3 separate regions of the Mus musculus genome follow, and regions 2 and 3 are each linked to region 1. Evidence: chromatin loops called from intact Hi-C (ENCODE). Cell type or tissue: heart. All regions are shown on one strand.

Region 1 (5,000 bases):
GTTATGATGTACTCCTGCGGGAAAGAAGGGAGTAGCAAGCTGGGGCTTCCAAGGGCTCTGTTAGACTGGTAGGAGGTTATCTACACTGCCAGTCTGTTCTTTTACTTCAGCTCAGGTGTATACCCAGTCCTCCCTTCTAAAACATCCATGGGGAGTTTAGGAGCTCATTGGGAACACAAGGGCCCTGCAGTTTAGTGCAGAAAGCAACCGGAGGTATTCTGGTGTTCACAGATAGTATTAGAATAGAATTTGTTTACTAACCTTTTCTCTGTGGTTAACTGGCCAGGGTTAAGTCAGGGTTGACAAGGAGGAAGGACAACTGAGTGAGCAGACCCAAGTGTTTACTGATTCTTTGTGGGCAGACAGGAATCAGGGAGAAGGCAACACAAATTGTTTACCATGGCTACTGTAGGCCAGATCAAACTTCCAACTCTGCCTTACACAGCCCAGAGCTTACAGATGAGAAAGAAACCTGAGGCTAGGGTGGTAGGAAACTTGGTCAAGATCCTGCCACCAGACAGAGAGGATTAACCAGGGCTCAGCCCAGCTGTACCTGACATCTATACCAGTTTCCACTGTACCTGGTGCAGTCCTGAGGAAATGACCTTTCTTCTGTCAATCATGTAAGGCGATTGCTAGGTGGACCCCATACAGAGTGCCCTGATGGGTCTCTGATTAAAGCTTTCCTGGCCAGTGAGATGGTTTGGCAGGTTAAGGGGGGCTTTGGGACAAGCCTGATTACCTGAGTTTGATGCCTGGAACCCACATGCTAGAAGATGAGAGCCAACTCACAAGTTGTCCTCCACATACCATGTTTCTTCTCTCTCTCTCTCTCTCTCTCTCTCTCTCTCTCTCTCTCTCTCTCTCTCTCAGATACACACACACACACACACACACACACACACACACACACACACACACAGAGTGAATAAATATGTTTTAAAAAGAAAGCCCGTGCCCCAGGCCTGGCTCAAGCCACTTGCTCTAGGCAGCCTCACAGCATCAATGCATACTGACAGCAGCTAGGCTAAACCCGCCTCAACACTATCATGCTCAACAGCAGATCCAGTGCCTGGCTGCAAACCAAGCCTGCAGCCTTCCCCAAAGGCGTCCACGTAAGGTCTAAACGCTTTCACTTCAGACCAGCAGACTCTCTTGTGGGGAAAAGTTCAGGGCTAATTAAACTTCTCCAGAGGGGAAAACCCAGTTCACGTGCTAATGCTGAGAGGCACAGAGCTATGGCGTCCATTGGGTTATCCCATGCTAGGTGCTCTACCGGCACCATCACTTCAGCTTCCGAGGCTCCACAGCCTAAGAATGAAGAATTGAGATAGTTACAACCTGCCCTGCAGCTGCAGGGGCTAAGCAGAGGATGACCACTACTGGAGACCAGGAAGGAGGCACCGACTTGGGTGAGGGGGAAAAAAACATTCAAAGTAATTGAGGCACTTTTCATTTTGCTTTGGGGGAGTGGTTAGGTTTTTTTGCTTGTTTGTTTGTTTGTTTTTGTTTTTGTTTTTTCCTTCACAGTAATTTAAAGAAGGAAAAAAAATCCATTTTTAAAGAAATCACCACCTTAGAACCGCTATCACCAAATCTTTCTCAAAGAAGTCTCAGGTCCCATGTTTGATATTAACTAACACCCTAGATTGTTATGTAAACTTATGTTTCTGTTATAGCAGATACAATTTTAACTTCAACTAAGGTGCAATCTAATGAACCAGTTTTGTTTCTAACTTGGAACCTCACCCACCCTCCGTACTAATGGTCTCAGCAGACAAACCCCAGGCACTTATGTCTCCACATTCTTCCTATCTCTGCTTCCAGCCAGGGCAAGCTGCCCTTGCCGAATCACACACAAAGGTGCAGTGACTCTTCTGGACACCAGAGGGTGCTATGCTGATAGTCTGTTTACTGTTGCGTGGCAGAGGACATTGAACACTTCATTCTTTCCACCATTTCCCTCCCCTCTCTCCCCACACTCTCTCTAGAGGTGACCTTTAAGCTGTCCCTCCTCCCAAATGCTGGTGATACAGCTGAGTGCCACGACACCAAATTTTTGTGGTGCTGGAGAAAGAGCCCAAGGCTTTGTGTATACAAGGCAAGCAACAGAGCTAGAGTCCTCAACAACCTCTCCCTACCTCTTGGTGACTTCACTCAACTGTGGCTCAGTTCTGCCTCCCTCTCTCTGCAGGGGGCATGCCACTGGGCACAAGACCTTATTAAGATCAACCCTTGGTAACTGGAGAGCCAGCTCAGCAGTTGAAACTGCTTGATGATCTTGCACAGGACCAGAGTTCAGGTTCTGGCATCCATGTTAGGCTGTTTACAAATGCCTATAGCTCCAGCTCCAAAGGATCCAACACTTTCTGGCCACTGCAGGGACACATATGCACACACATACACACAAATATGAACTGCCCTGTTTATACCTAAAAAAAAAAAAGTTCTCACAGCTGGTAAGCATATACCTATAGCCCCAGTTTTAAGGAAGCTGAGGCAGAAAGATCTAGTATCTTAAGATAGCTTGAAGTAGACAGCAATATTGTCTCAAAACAAATAAGCCTTAACCTTGTAAATACTAAGAACCAGTGTGGGTCCCCAGCCCCGGCTTTACCAGGCTACCACAGACCACTGAACACCAAAAGGTGGTGGTGGTTGGCCGCCCTGTTTACCTAATCTCCTTTTCCATCTCAGATTTCCTACATGCTTTCCTAAGCTTTCCTCATCTCCTCATCTCTCAGGGTTCTGAGGGCTGTGCTCAGGGGTAGAATGGATGCCTAAAAATGGTGAGAACAGGCAGGCAGACCAATGTACCCATGCATGCATGGATGCACCCATGCATATCTCTCTCTCTCTCTCTCTCTCTCTCTCTCTCTCTCTCTCTCTCTCTCTCTCTCTCTCATACACACACACACACACACACAGAGTTACTTAGTTCCTCTGAGAGCCTATCCCTTCACTTTATTTTCGGTGATTGTCATTTCAGGTACATTCAAGGTTTCCTAAGCAGGATTTCTTGTGAATGATTCACAGAAGTGCAAAGAGGAGCTCTAAGTCTTCTTTAGTTACAGCAGCATCCTACAACCTTTTTTGAGTCAGAAACATCTGAATCACATCTAAAGCCACCCTTCTCTCTTCAGCACACTCACTCTCAGTAGCCTCAGACAATCTCCAGGAAGATGCCCCTGGTCGGATCACCTCAGCTGTCTCTGCCATCCAAATAGTGTGTGTGTGTGTGTGTGTGTGTGTGTGTGTGCATATATATGTGCATGTATATGTATGTGTATATGTGTATTTACATATATGCATGTGTATTTACGTATATGTATGTATGTATATATATGTATGTGTGTCTCTGTGTGGTTTGAATGTCTCTTCATCAGCTCCCTTTAGTATACTTGAGTTCACACCCTCAACCTATTTTGCCTAGAGCAGTGGTTCTCAACCTTCCTAATGCTGCGACCCTTTAATACAGTTCCTCGTGTTGTGGTGACCCCTGATTATACAATTACTTTCATTGTTAGTTCATAACTAATTTTTCTAGTTATGAATCATAATGTAAATATCTGACATGCAGGGTATCTGATATGTAACCTCTGTGAAAGGGTTAAAAACCGCTGTTTGAGAACCTCTGGTCTAGGCGGGAGTATTGTCCCTCCTCCAACCGGCCTGGGTGAGCTGAGAGAAGTCAGGCTCTGGAATAGCCTGCCCATGTACAAAACTGGCTCTCCTCAACGTGCTGTGTACCTAGGGCATGTTATATAACCTCTTGGATTTCCTCTTTTGTATCATGAGGATAATCATGAAAGAGAATGCCGACTCACAGTAAACATGTTTGCTCTTATTACAAAAGAAATAGCTCAAAGTTCTGTTCCAGTAACAGTTTAACCAGCTCTGGACAGCCTTGTCCTTCGGAAAAGGGCAAAGTACTTCAAAGTGTTGTAGGGGAATATTAGACTCCCCTTTTTTTCAATGGTAAATTTGAAAGAAATTTGTCCTTTAAAAGGATGGGACTTGGAAGTCCTCAAGTAGGCCTCTAGCAATGATTTAGGCTTGTTTCATATACCATAGAGATGGAGCTACCCCCATACCTTAAAGGGACAGGCAGGGAAGGTAATGTGGCCTGTGCCCAGATTCTTTTTTTTTTTTTTTGGTTTTTCGAGACAGGGTTTCTCTGTGTAGCCCTGGCTGTCCTGGAACTCACTTTGTAGACCAGGCTGGCCTCGAACTCAGAAATCCGCCAGCCTCTGCCTCCCAAGTGCTGGGATTAAAGGCGTGCGCCACCACTGCCTGGCGTGCCCAGATTCTTAGCAGATGTCTTTGCCACTTGCTCCCACCTGTCAGCCTGCCTGTGACCCGTTAAGGTGGCGTAGACACCATTGTTACTCTCTTCCTGCTTTATCTTTCCCTAACTCCCATGTATCTGTCTTGAATTCTCAGAGTGGGAGGAAAAGCCAAAGGTTTTCCAATTAAGCAAGAGACTTTGCTCTAGCCTTTGGTCCTGGCATATGAGGCGGTCAAAATAAAGGATTGAAGTTCTCCCAAGCCCATTCACCTGGTCCTCTGCCCAGGCTCTCCTTGTTCTATCCAGCCTCTATCCTGCTGAAATTCGAATGTTTATATTCCTCAGTAGCCCTGAAAAATCCTGTTCATCTCACATGGAGACCCCATTCCCCAATCTCACCTCCAGCCACACCAAACACTTCCCACTTATTCATCCTCACAAAGGCCCCTCCTCCCGCTTCCTCCCCAAGATCTCACAAGAGAAGGGAAGCGAAACACCCTAACTCCTAAGGAGACTTAAGTGTGACTGTGTTAGGATTGAAGAGTCTGCAAACACCCAGATGGGTCTATCCAGCAGTCTAGATTGCTGTTTTTATTTGTTTGTTTGTTTGTTTGTTTTTGAGACAAGGTCTCTTTGTATAACCCTGACTGGAACTAGGCTGGCCTCAGACTGCCAGAGATGTGCCTGTTTCTGCCTGCCTCCCACTTGCTGG
Region 2 (5,000 bases), 170 kb after region 1:
TCACTATGGAGCCCTGCTGGCCTGGAACTCCTAGATATCCCCTGCCTCTGCCTATCCCTGAGAGCTCTATTTTAATGACTTTTTTTTTTCCCTCTGCTGTCCATCCCCAATTTTATTATAGGTTGTCCAGTGAGTCCAGCAGCCAGTGGGCATTAGTGCTTCAGTTCTGCATGCTCCATGACAGGAAGCTGAGCGTGTCCTACCTTAGAGAATGTGCCAAAGCCAATGACTGGCTGCAGTTCCTGGTCCACAGCCAGCTGCATAACTACCACCCAGCAGAGGTAAACCACACTCCCTGGCACTGTGTTCTCCAGGACTGTCTGCTCGAGACCCACATTGGCTGAGTCTATAACCTGGTGTCAGGCAAGGGCCAAATCATTGGACAGATGTGGACAAGTTTCTAGGATTCTAGGTTTAACATAGACATTCACTCAAATTCCCTTAAAAGCAACCAACTGTGTGCTCGGGTCTGCAGTCTCAGTACTATGGAAACTTGGGAGGCAGGATTGCAAGTTCTAGCCCAGCCACCCTGGGCCAGATAGCTGGATGTTGTAACAAACATCACATGGTCTTCTCTCCCACAGCTCAGCATTATAAAGAATCATCCTGAGCCCTGTTTTTATTGTTGTTGTTTTTTGTTTTTTTGAAATAGGGTTTCTCTGTATAGCCCTGGCTGTAATGTGAGTTGCCTTTAACATAGAGATCCATCTGCCTCTGCCTTCCAAGTGCTGGGACTAAAGTGCCACTACCACCTGGCTTTTTGTAAAAACTCACTCTGTGAAAAAGAACACTGAGTGTGTTTTAATCGTCTCTCTAGGTGGAATCTCTTCTTCAGTATTTCAGTCCTGTCCTTCAGAGCCACTTGAAGCTGGCTTCTGAGAAACTGTCATCAGGGTCCATCTCTAGGGATGACAGCTGCCTCCAGGAACTCCAGAAAAACAAAGGAGAAACGAGTAATTTCTTTGAAATTCTCCACCGGTGCTCAGATGAGTCCACCTCTTGGAGCTGGCTCCTGGCTGAGGCAGTGAGACATCGGGCTCCCATCCTCAGTGTCCTGGCCTCGTGTGTGCAGGTGAGCTGGCCACAGTGGGTGCTAAAACTCTACCTGCTTGGTGGCTTTGTCAGGACAGTGGCAGGCTAGGGGTGGATGCTGGCCATAAACTAAGACCCGGTCTCATATGGCTTGGTAGTTAGGAGCACACACTGCTCTCACAGAGGACCTGACTGACTTCCCTGCACCCATATTTGGTGGCTCATAGCCACTTTTAACGCAGACTTCTGTGGTTTCAAGGCTTCTGGGCTTCATGAACACCAGCACTCACACTTAACACTCAGATACTCACACACACAATTAGAAATCAAGGAAGTCTTTCAAAATGTCAGAACTACAAAACAGAACAAAACACAGACCAGCAAAGCCCCTTGACACCAAATTTGACCACGAGTTTGAATCCTGAGACTCACGAGGTGAAAGGAAATAGCTGACAGCCATAGGTCCATGACAGGTGTGTACATGCACACATGAGGAAGTAATGAGCTGGGGCTGGAGAGCTAGCTCAGGAGTTAGGGGTGCTTGTTGCTCTTGCAGAGAACTGGAGTTCAGTGCTCAGAGCTGCCTGTTATTCTGGCTCTAGGGAATCCGTTGTCCTCTTCAGGCCTCTGTGAGCATTAACACACATGGGCTCATGTACGCAGAGACAAAACAGAGAACAAGAAGGAAGAAGGAAGAAGGGAAAGGAAGGAAGCAAGCAGTAAGGTGGGAGGGGCCTGAAGTAGCTACAGGGGACAATTGTGAGGCTCTTACACCTGCTTCCAAGGTCAGACCTCAGGCTGTCTGTCCATTAAGCTGTCTCCTGGCACCAGTGAAGCCTACGGTGGGGACTCAGTTTCTGGCTGCCCTCAGGAAGGTGCTCTGCTAGGCAGGCACCCTCCTCCTCTTCCTTAGCACCTTGTTGGGGAAGGTTTTCTCACAAGCTGATTCCAGCTAGTTAGTGGAGTTTTGTCCATCTGTGTGATCGAGGCCCAGTTCCTTCATTTTGAAACATTCTTATCCAATGGTAGGGTGCCAGTGTTGTCTCCTGTCTCTGTGTTTGGATTGTCACCTCCGTGGAGGACAAGGTTGCAGCTGAAGCAATGGGACACATTCAGATCTCTGTAGAGGACCATCACTGGAGCCTGAAGGACCTGTCCATCATCTGGAGAACTGTATTGACAAGACGCAAGAGCCACACTCTCATCCGAGGTTTCCAGCTCTTTATTAAGGTATTGTTATACACATACACACATATGCACTCACACTCATGAGTGCACACACACACTTCAGACATTCCAGAACCTCAGGGTGTCAACATAGCATTCCTTGGCTTTTTCTTATTATCAGACCTGGATTTTTTTTTTTAAAGTCAACAAGAAATATTAATGGTAGCTGGGCGTGGTGGCGCACGCCTTTAATCCCAGCACTTGGGAGGCAGAGGCAGGCGGATTTCTGAGTTCGAGGCCAGCCTGGTCTACAAAGTGAGTTCCAGGACAGCCAGGGCTATACAGAGAAACCCTGTCTCAAAAAACCAAAAAAGAATTACACAAGAAATATTAATGGTAATAGAACTTGTGTGTGTGTGTGTGTGTGTGTGTGTGTGTGTGTGTGTGTGTGTGTGTGTGTGTGTGTGTGTGTTTAGTTTAGTATTGGGTATCCAGCCCTAGGACCTTTGAGATATACTGTATTTATTTAGCAGAGTACTTTATATGTATTGGTTTAGTAAGTTCTCACAATACTTTATAAAAATATTTTGTGTGTTAGGAAGTGGCATTACCTTTCTTTTACAGACTGATAACTAATACATAACTCAAACCGCACATACTCAAGTAGGCACGCTTACAATTCAGATTCATCACTTCTAATCCTAAATTCCTCTTTTCTGGCCTGACAACCCCACCAAAAATAGGCTAGTTGATACCACAGAGACCAACCAGTAGGAGGGTAAGTGGCTGGTGCTCTTTTGCCTCCGGGAATGTTTGTTGGGGCCATAGCGCCGCCTAGTGGATGGTTAATTTTTTCCCCCAAAAGGAAATAACATGGGAAACTTAATTTGATTCTTCCATTATTAATATCTTTGATGATCTGGATTTTCTAATTTTAACTCTTCTTCAAAGGATTCCCCACTTCTATTGATTATGGAGATGTATGAACTGTGTATGTTCTTCAAGAATTACGAGAAAGCCAAAGTTAAACTTTTGGAGTTCCAGAAAAGCCTTGAAACAGTAGGTGGAATTGGAGTGTCCTCCTCTCAGGTCTAAAGTTGGTTGGCAGGTCTTCATGCTGGTGGGTGGTATGGGGAAGCAGTAGACAACTGGTTGTGCCATGTGATTGACAATGAGTCACTGTCATTTCAGAGAAGCCAGACAGGTGGCGTTGTGACTTGTAGTTACCGTAAACAGAAGTGTCACGTCATGTGCTACTGTTATCTGTGTCCTGGTGGAGTAGCCAAACTTAGTGGGGCTGAGATCAGTGGTCCCTGCTGTGGACACCAAGAAGAGAGGGATGGTTCTTTGTCAAATGCAGGCTGGCTCTTGACACCCTCTTCTGGTGCATCTGAAGACAGCTACAGTGTACTTAGACATAATAATAAAGAAATCTTTTTAAAAAATCTTCTGGGCTCAAATACAAGCCCAGACCCCTTCTAGGGAGCTGCCAAGTGAAGCATGGTTGGTTAGGAATAGCACAGGGGGACTGATTTGATAGTAGGAGGCATTTAAGCCTGGGACTTCGGTGGTTCCTAGAGTTTGGCACTCTGGACTGTCACACACATAGCCCCCTCACCAGCACTTCCTGCAGAGTGGCAGAGCTGCCTTTGTCCCCATCACTGCTTCCTGCCATCTGTCGGGTGCACAGACCCTCCTTTTGTGATAGGCCCATGAGAGTAGTAAGAAGCCTTGGGAATGTTCGGGGCTTTCTTGATCCCAGATTTGGGGGTTCTGCTTTTTCTTTCCTTTTTTAGATTTATTTATTTTATATCTGTGAGTACGCTGTCACTCTCTTCAGACACCATAAGAGGGCATCAGATTCCGTTAAAGATGGTTGTGAGCCACCATGTGGTTGCTGAGAATTGAACTCAGGACCTTTGGAAGAGCAGTCAGTGCCTTTAACCACTGAGCCACCTCTCCGGCCTCATGGGGTTCTGCCTGTTCATTCCCACAAACTCTTCTGAGCCTCTGTTGTCTTTCCTAGCTTGACACAGTGGCCGCAAGGGTCCTTCCTATCATACCTGCCTCGTGGATGAAAGACCAGGTTTGTTTCCTTTTGAAACTTATGCCGCAGCAGTGTGAGACGCAGTATGAGCTGGGGAAACTCCTCCAACTGTTTGTTGGCACTGAGCAGCTCTTCTCTGACGGTAAGACAGTTTTATTCTGAAGCTGCTGCCAAGTTGTTAGCTCTTGTATGTTGGAATTATTTTTGGAAGGCGGTCAGAATATTAGATATATTGGATAGATAGCAGCACACTGACGTCCATCCATAACTGAGCATGAAGAGGTCATCTGTAACAGCAGCATCTACTGTAGTGCAACCAGTCCTTCTAAGCAGCTGATACATGCTCGCTCTTGCAAGTGTGCTTGCTCTCTCTCTCTCTCTTCCTCTCTCTCTCTCCCTCCCTCCCTCCCTCCCTTCTTCCCTCCCTCCGTCTCCTCTCTCTCCCTCTCCCTCCCTCCTTCTTTCCCTCCCTCTCCCTCTCTCTCTCTCTCTCTCTCTCACACACACACACACAGAGAGGTGGGGGGGGGGAATGAGCAAGCTAACCTGAGTCATTGTCTCCAAGGTTAGCGGATTACTATGATATTGAAGAGCACCAATCTGAGACACTTGACAGCATGGTGGTTCACACCTATAGGCCCAGTGCCCAGAAAGCTGAGGTAGGAAGATTGTCATGAGATCAAGGCCAGTCTGGACTTCACAGTAAGATCCTGTCTAATAAAAGCCACATGTGTATAGTAGAGGCTGATTTCAT
Region 3 (5,000 bases), 48 kb after region 1:
TATATGTATACACACATACCATCTTACATATGCCAAAGAAAAGCACAATCGACTCTATAAATGGTCACAGGACTTACGCTCTTCAATACTCAATACTCAAATTATTGAGACTATTAACTAGCACAATACTCCATACGTCAGCATAACAAATTAAAAAAAACAAAAAAACAAACCAAGGTGGGGGATACCATGAAGTACAATGAAATTTTGAAGTAACTCCTGACTTAAAGAAATAAGGTTTGTGATTGCAAGCTTGAACAACCACTCTGGAAATCAGTCTGGCGGTTCCTCAGAAAATTGGACATAGTACTACTGGAAGATCCAGCAATACCTCTTCTGGGCATATATCCAGAAGATGCCCCAACCGGTAAGAAGGACACATGCTCCACTATGTTCATAGCAGCCTTATTTATAATAGCCAGAAGCTGGAAAGAACCCAGATGCCCCTCAACAGAGGAATGGATACAGAAAATGTGGTACATCTACACAATGGAGTACTACTCAGCTATTAAAAAGAATGAATTTATGAAATTCCTAGGCAAATGGATGGACCTGGAGGGTATCATCCTGAGTGAGGTAACCCAATCACAAAGGAACTCTCACAATATGTACTCACTGATAAGTGGATATTAGCCCAGAAACTTAGGATACCCAAAATATAAGATACAATTTGCTAAACACATTAAACTCAAGAGAACAAAGACCAAAGTGTGGACACTTTGCCCCTTCTTAGAATAGGAAACGAAACACCCATGGAAGGAGTTACAGAGACAAAATTTGGAAGTGTGACGAAAGGATGGACCATCTAGTGATTGCCATATCCAGAGATCCATCCCATGATTAGCTTCCAAACGCTGGCACCATTGCATACACTAGCAAGATTTTGCTGAAAGGACCCAGATATAGCTGTCTCTTGTGAGACTATGCCAGGGCCTAGCAAACACAGAAGTGGATGCTCACAGTCAGCTATTGAATGGACCACAGGGCCCCCAATGGAGGAACTAGAGAAAGCACCCAAGGAACTATGGGAACTGCAACCCTATAGGTGGAACAACATTATGAACTAAGCAGTACCCGGGAGCTCGTGTCTCTAGCTGCATATGTATCAGAAGATGGCCTAGTCGGCCATCACTGCAAAGAGAGGCCCATTGGACTTGCAAACTTTATATGCCCCAGTACAGGGGAACGCCAGGGCCAAAAAGGGGGAGTGGGTGGGTAGGGGGGTGGGGGTGAGTGGGTATGGGGGACTTTTGGTATAGCATTGGAAATGTAAATGAGCTAAATACCTAATAAAAATGAAAAAAAAAAAAGAAATAAGGTTTGCCTTAGATCATGGGCCTGCCTGCATATTTAAGACCAAATAGCAGCTTAGAAGAAATCAGAGCACACCCCACCACCACCATCTGTCCTCTGAGGTAAAGAGCTGACAAGCTCTGCACCATGACACAAGCCAGGCTGCTCCCCTTTACCCTAACAAGTAAAACCGAAACTGGCTCCAAGCTATGGCTCCCCACACCTTCAAGCAAAGGATTTCTGATTCTTTCTCTGTCTCTCCTTCATTCTCTGTCACAGTTGGCGACAACATGAAGCTCCTCCCAGGTTTAAAGGAAATCATCTTGTCCTTTAAGGTCCTGCTATGTTGTCTCTGATAACAAGCTCTAACCGCCTCCATTGCTCTCCTACCTCAAGTCCCTCATGCTGCCTCTGGTGGGATGCTGTCCCTCATAATGCTTTCCCACTCAAGCTGACCACGCCCCATCATGGTTGTAAGACTCTCCTTCCTAAGAAAGCTCACTGATGCAGGGCGATTTCCAGTTTACTCCTTTTCTGAATTTATAGCTTTGGTTTCTAACAGTCAGTCCTAACACTGAGGTACAACATTAAATAAGGTTTTCAATCTTATGGGAAATTATTGATAGAACATTAAATGCAAAGCTGAAAGACTTCAAGATGACCTCAGCTCTACAAACTCTGTGTCTTATTGTAAGACAGGAGAGACACAGGCTAGTGAGTAGAATTGTTTCTAATTTAAATATCCTTTATTCTTTTTTATATTTCTTATTTTTGTGAATTAAATGATTTACATTTTTTTTTAATTTTTGGCATTTTTGAAATAGGGTCTCATAAAACCCAGGTTGGCCTCAAACTAGCTTTATAACTGAGGATGACCTTGGCCTTTTAATCCTGCCTTCACCGCCAGGCTGCTATGATCACAGGCATGCACTGTATGCCTGGTTTACGTAGTGCTAGGGATAAGACCCAAATCCCACGCACACTCGATAGTCACTCTAACAACTGAGCTACATCCTCAGCCTGTTACACTTATATTAAGACAATTTAAAAACATAAAATTTTAAAGTATATGTGACTTTAAAATTTGAGGACCTTCTGGGAAGAGGAAAATAGCACAGTGGTTGAGAGTTTGGACTTCAGATCTAGATATGGCTTCAAATTCAGCTTTGGACTTCAGATCTAGATATGGCTTCAAATTCAGCTGTTCTTTCTGAATAAAACTGAATGAATTATTTAGCTCTCGAGATTTATATTCTCAATTGTAAAATGAACGGGGCTCATTGCATATACAAGCTGTGAGAATCAAATGAAATATTGTGAACCAGCAGGCACAGTGGCACATGTCTTTAATCCCAGCACTTGGGAGACAGAGGCAGGTGGACCTCTGTGAGTTTGAGGCCAACCTGGTCTCTAAAGGAAGTCCAGGACAGTCAGGGCTCTGTTACATAGAAAAACCCTGTCTCAAAAAAAACAAAAGAAAACAGGAAAAGAAATATTGTGAACTGCTTGTCTCACAAATGCCTTGTGCTTTGCAAATGTTCAATAATAATGTGTTTACTGTCAGTAAGTAGTGCTTCATGCAGATATTTCAGGATGTATTCTATTTATGTTCATATTGCACCATCTGGTGGTTCCATAAAGAAAAGGCTCTACAGAAGTAGTGGAGGTCTGCAGCAGAACAGGGTAGGGCATCGGAACACATGAACTCACAGTGGCTATCACCACATGCATAGGACTATCACAAAATCAAGCCAGCCAAAATCCAAGATGAGCAGGGAGGGGCTCATGAAGGTCCAGCCCTAGCTGAGAAGCTGTTGTCATAGATACCTGCATAAGAGGGAGGATTTGCTCAGGGATGCAGCCCCTGAAATGCTGCCAGTGCTCCAGTAGATGGTCCTATACCCATGTGCACTAAACAGACACAGCAGGATTTTAAAAGGAGGGAGAAGCACCAGATGCAGTGGTGCACTGTAATCCCAGTGTGAGCAGGCAGAGGCAGGGGGAGACTGTCAGTCTGAAGCCACCCTGGTCTACACAGTAAGTTCCAGGACAGCCAAGACTTTACAGAGAGAGAATACATGAAATTGGGAGGGGGATTAAGGGAAGGGAAGTCAGGTAGATATGATTTAAAAAATACTTAATATGTACTATGAATTTCTTAATTAAAAAAAAGAAAATTGAAAAGTAAAAAGCAGAATCTTAGGGTATATTTACATAATTAAACTTTGGGTTTTGTTTGTTTATTTGTTTGTTTGTTAAAAAAAAAACTCTCTCTAGTTGCATATGTAGTAGAGGATGGCCTAGTCGGCCATCAATGGGAGGAGAGGCCCTTGGTCTTGTGAAGATTATATGCCCCAGTACAGTGGAATGCCAGGGCCAGGAAGCAGGAGTGGGTGGGTTGGGGAGCAGAGTAGGGGGAGGGTATAGGGGACTTTCGGAGAGGAAACTAGGAAAAGGGAAAGCATTTGAAATGTAAATGAAGAAAATATCTAGTTAAAAAAAAAAACAAAAAACAAACAAACAAAAAAACCTCAACAGCATCTTCCTCTGTAGCCTAAGTAGCCTAGGCTAGCTTGGTGCTCATTTAAATCCCTCTAATGCCAAGATTTCAGCTAAAATGTACCTTGCTTGGCATGTTGTCATGTATGTGTGTTTGCGGTTTTCTCTGTGTGTAAACATGTGTGAGCATGTGTGTGGAGGCCAGAAGCTGTATGGCATTCCGTGACTCATCAATATTTCATCATCACCTTCTTTTTAATGATTATTTTTATTTTATGTGCATGAGTACTTTCCCTGTATGCATATATGCACACCACATGTGTGCCTGGAACTCTCGGAGGTCAGAAGAGGGTGCCGGATCCCCTGAAACTGGAATAACTGATGATTGAGCCACCATGTGGGTTCGGGAACCAAACCCAGGGCCTCTGAAAGAGCAACAAGATCTCCTAACCAGCGAGCCATCACTCAAGACTCACTTCTTCTCTTTTTTGTAAAAATTTCTATAACTTTGAACAAATTAATCCTTTTAATCTTAGATCTCTTTGTCTATACATAAGAACAGTGATGATGATCATGTTAATCTCAGAGGAACTGTGAAAGTAAGATAAACACACAGTCAAACTCAACGTTTCTATATTCACTTTGAACAGCCATGACACATAGTAACCAATACCTTTTGGACAGTTCTTGTTTGTGTTCTGGTGTTGGTCTAATGTTCTCCTTATCACTTGATGCCATTCTGTCATGCTGTAAATTGCAAAAGAAATCACAGCTTAAAATTTAGCAACTAACCGGGCAGTGGTGGCACACGCCTTTAATCCCAGCACTTGGAAGGCAGAGGCAGGTAGATTTCTCAGTTTGAGGCCAGCCTGGTCTACAGAGTGAGTTCCAGGACAGCCAGGGCTACACAGGAAAACCTGTCTCAAAAAAAACAGACAAACAAAACAAAAAAGCAGGGAATGTTATAATAATACTTTCATTTACCTGTCTGCCTGTGTGTCTGTGTAAATCATGTCACATGTGTGCAAGAAATGCCTCAGAGGCCAGAAATGCTCATTTGAATCCCCCAAGCTCGAGTTGCAAGCAGTTGTGAGGCACCTGATATAGGTTCTGGGAGTTCAGTAGTAAACTGAACTCTGGACCTCTCAAAGAGCAGGAAGTGGTCACCTCTAAGCTATCCCTCTGATCTCATACTAACTTTTTAATAG

Evidence for each region. Hi-C counts contacts between places; a loop is a spot of excess contacts. Peaks named below come from ENCODE experiments on the same cell type or tissue, not always from the same donor. Only the 100,000 strongest peaks of a DNase experiment are listed, where the experiment ranks them.
Region 2: a loop joins it to region 1, with 8 times the contacts of the local background. A loop is called at or near these places in 16 of 42 quality-filtered maps.
Region 3: it touches region 1 in a loop (6-fold over the local background); 24 of 42 quality-filtered maps call a loop at or near these places.

The regions. Positions count from the first base shown.
Region 1 is chr2:122,240,933-122,245,932 of GRCm38, reverse strand. All of the region lies in intron 1 of Sord (sorbitol dehydrogenase), which reads right to left. Among named protein-coding and RNA genes, the nearest start is that of Sord, 8.6 kb to the right of the region's middle. In heart, a CTCF peak has its summit at 1,883 (motif pointing right); a DNase peak (open chromatin) is centred at 1,902; H3K27ac peaks cover 400 bases.
Region 2 is chr2:122,068,127-122,073,126 of GRCm38, reverse strand. It overlaps Spg11 (SPG11, spatacsin vesicle trafficking associated), which reads left to right. Exons shown (of 40, transcript NM_145531.2): 24 at 122-281; 25 at 818-1,072; 26 at 2,062-2,262; 27 at 3,151-3,258; 28 at 4,226-4,388. Among named protein-coding and RNA genes, the nearest start is that of Eif3j1, 42 kb to the right of the region's middle. In heart, a CTCF peak has its summit at 3,041 (motif pointing left); no DNase peak of the experiment used is centred here.
Region 3 is chr2:122,192,771-122,197,770 of GRCm38, reverse strand. It overlaps Terb2 (telomere repeat binding bouquet formation protein 2), which reads right to left. Exons shown (of 7, transcript NM_028914.1): 5 at 4,466-4,539. Among named protein-coding and RNA genes, the nearest start is that of Terb2, 9.0 kb to the right of the region's middle. In heart, a CTCF peak has its summit at 2,922 (motif pointing left); no DNase peak of the experiment used is centred here.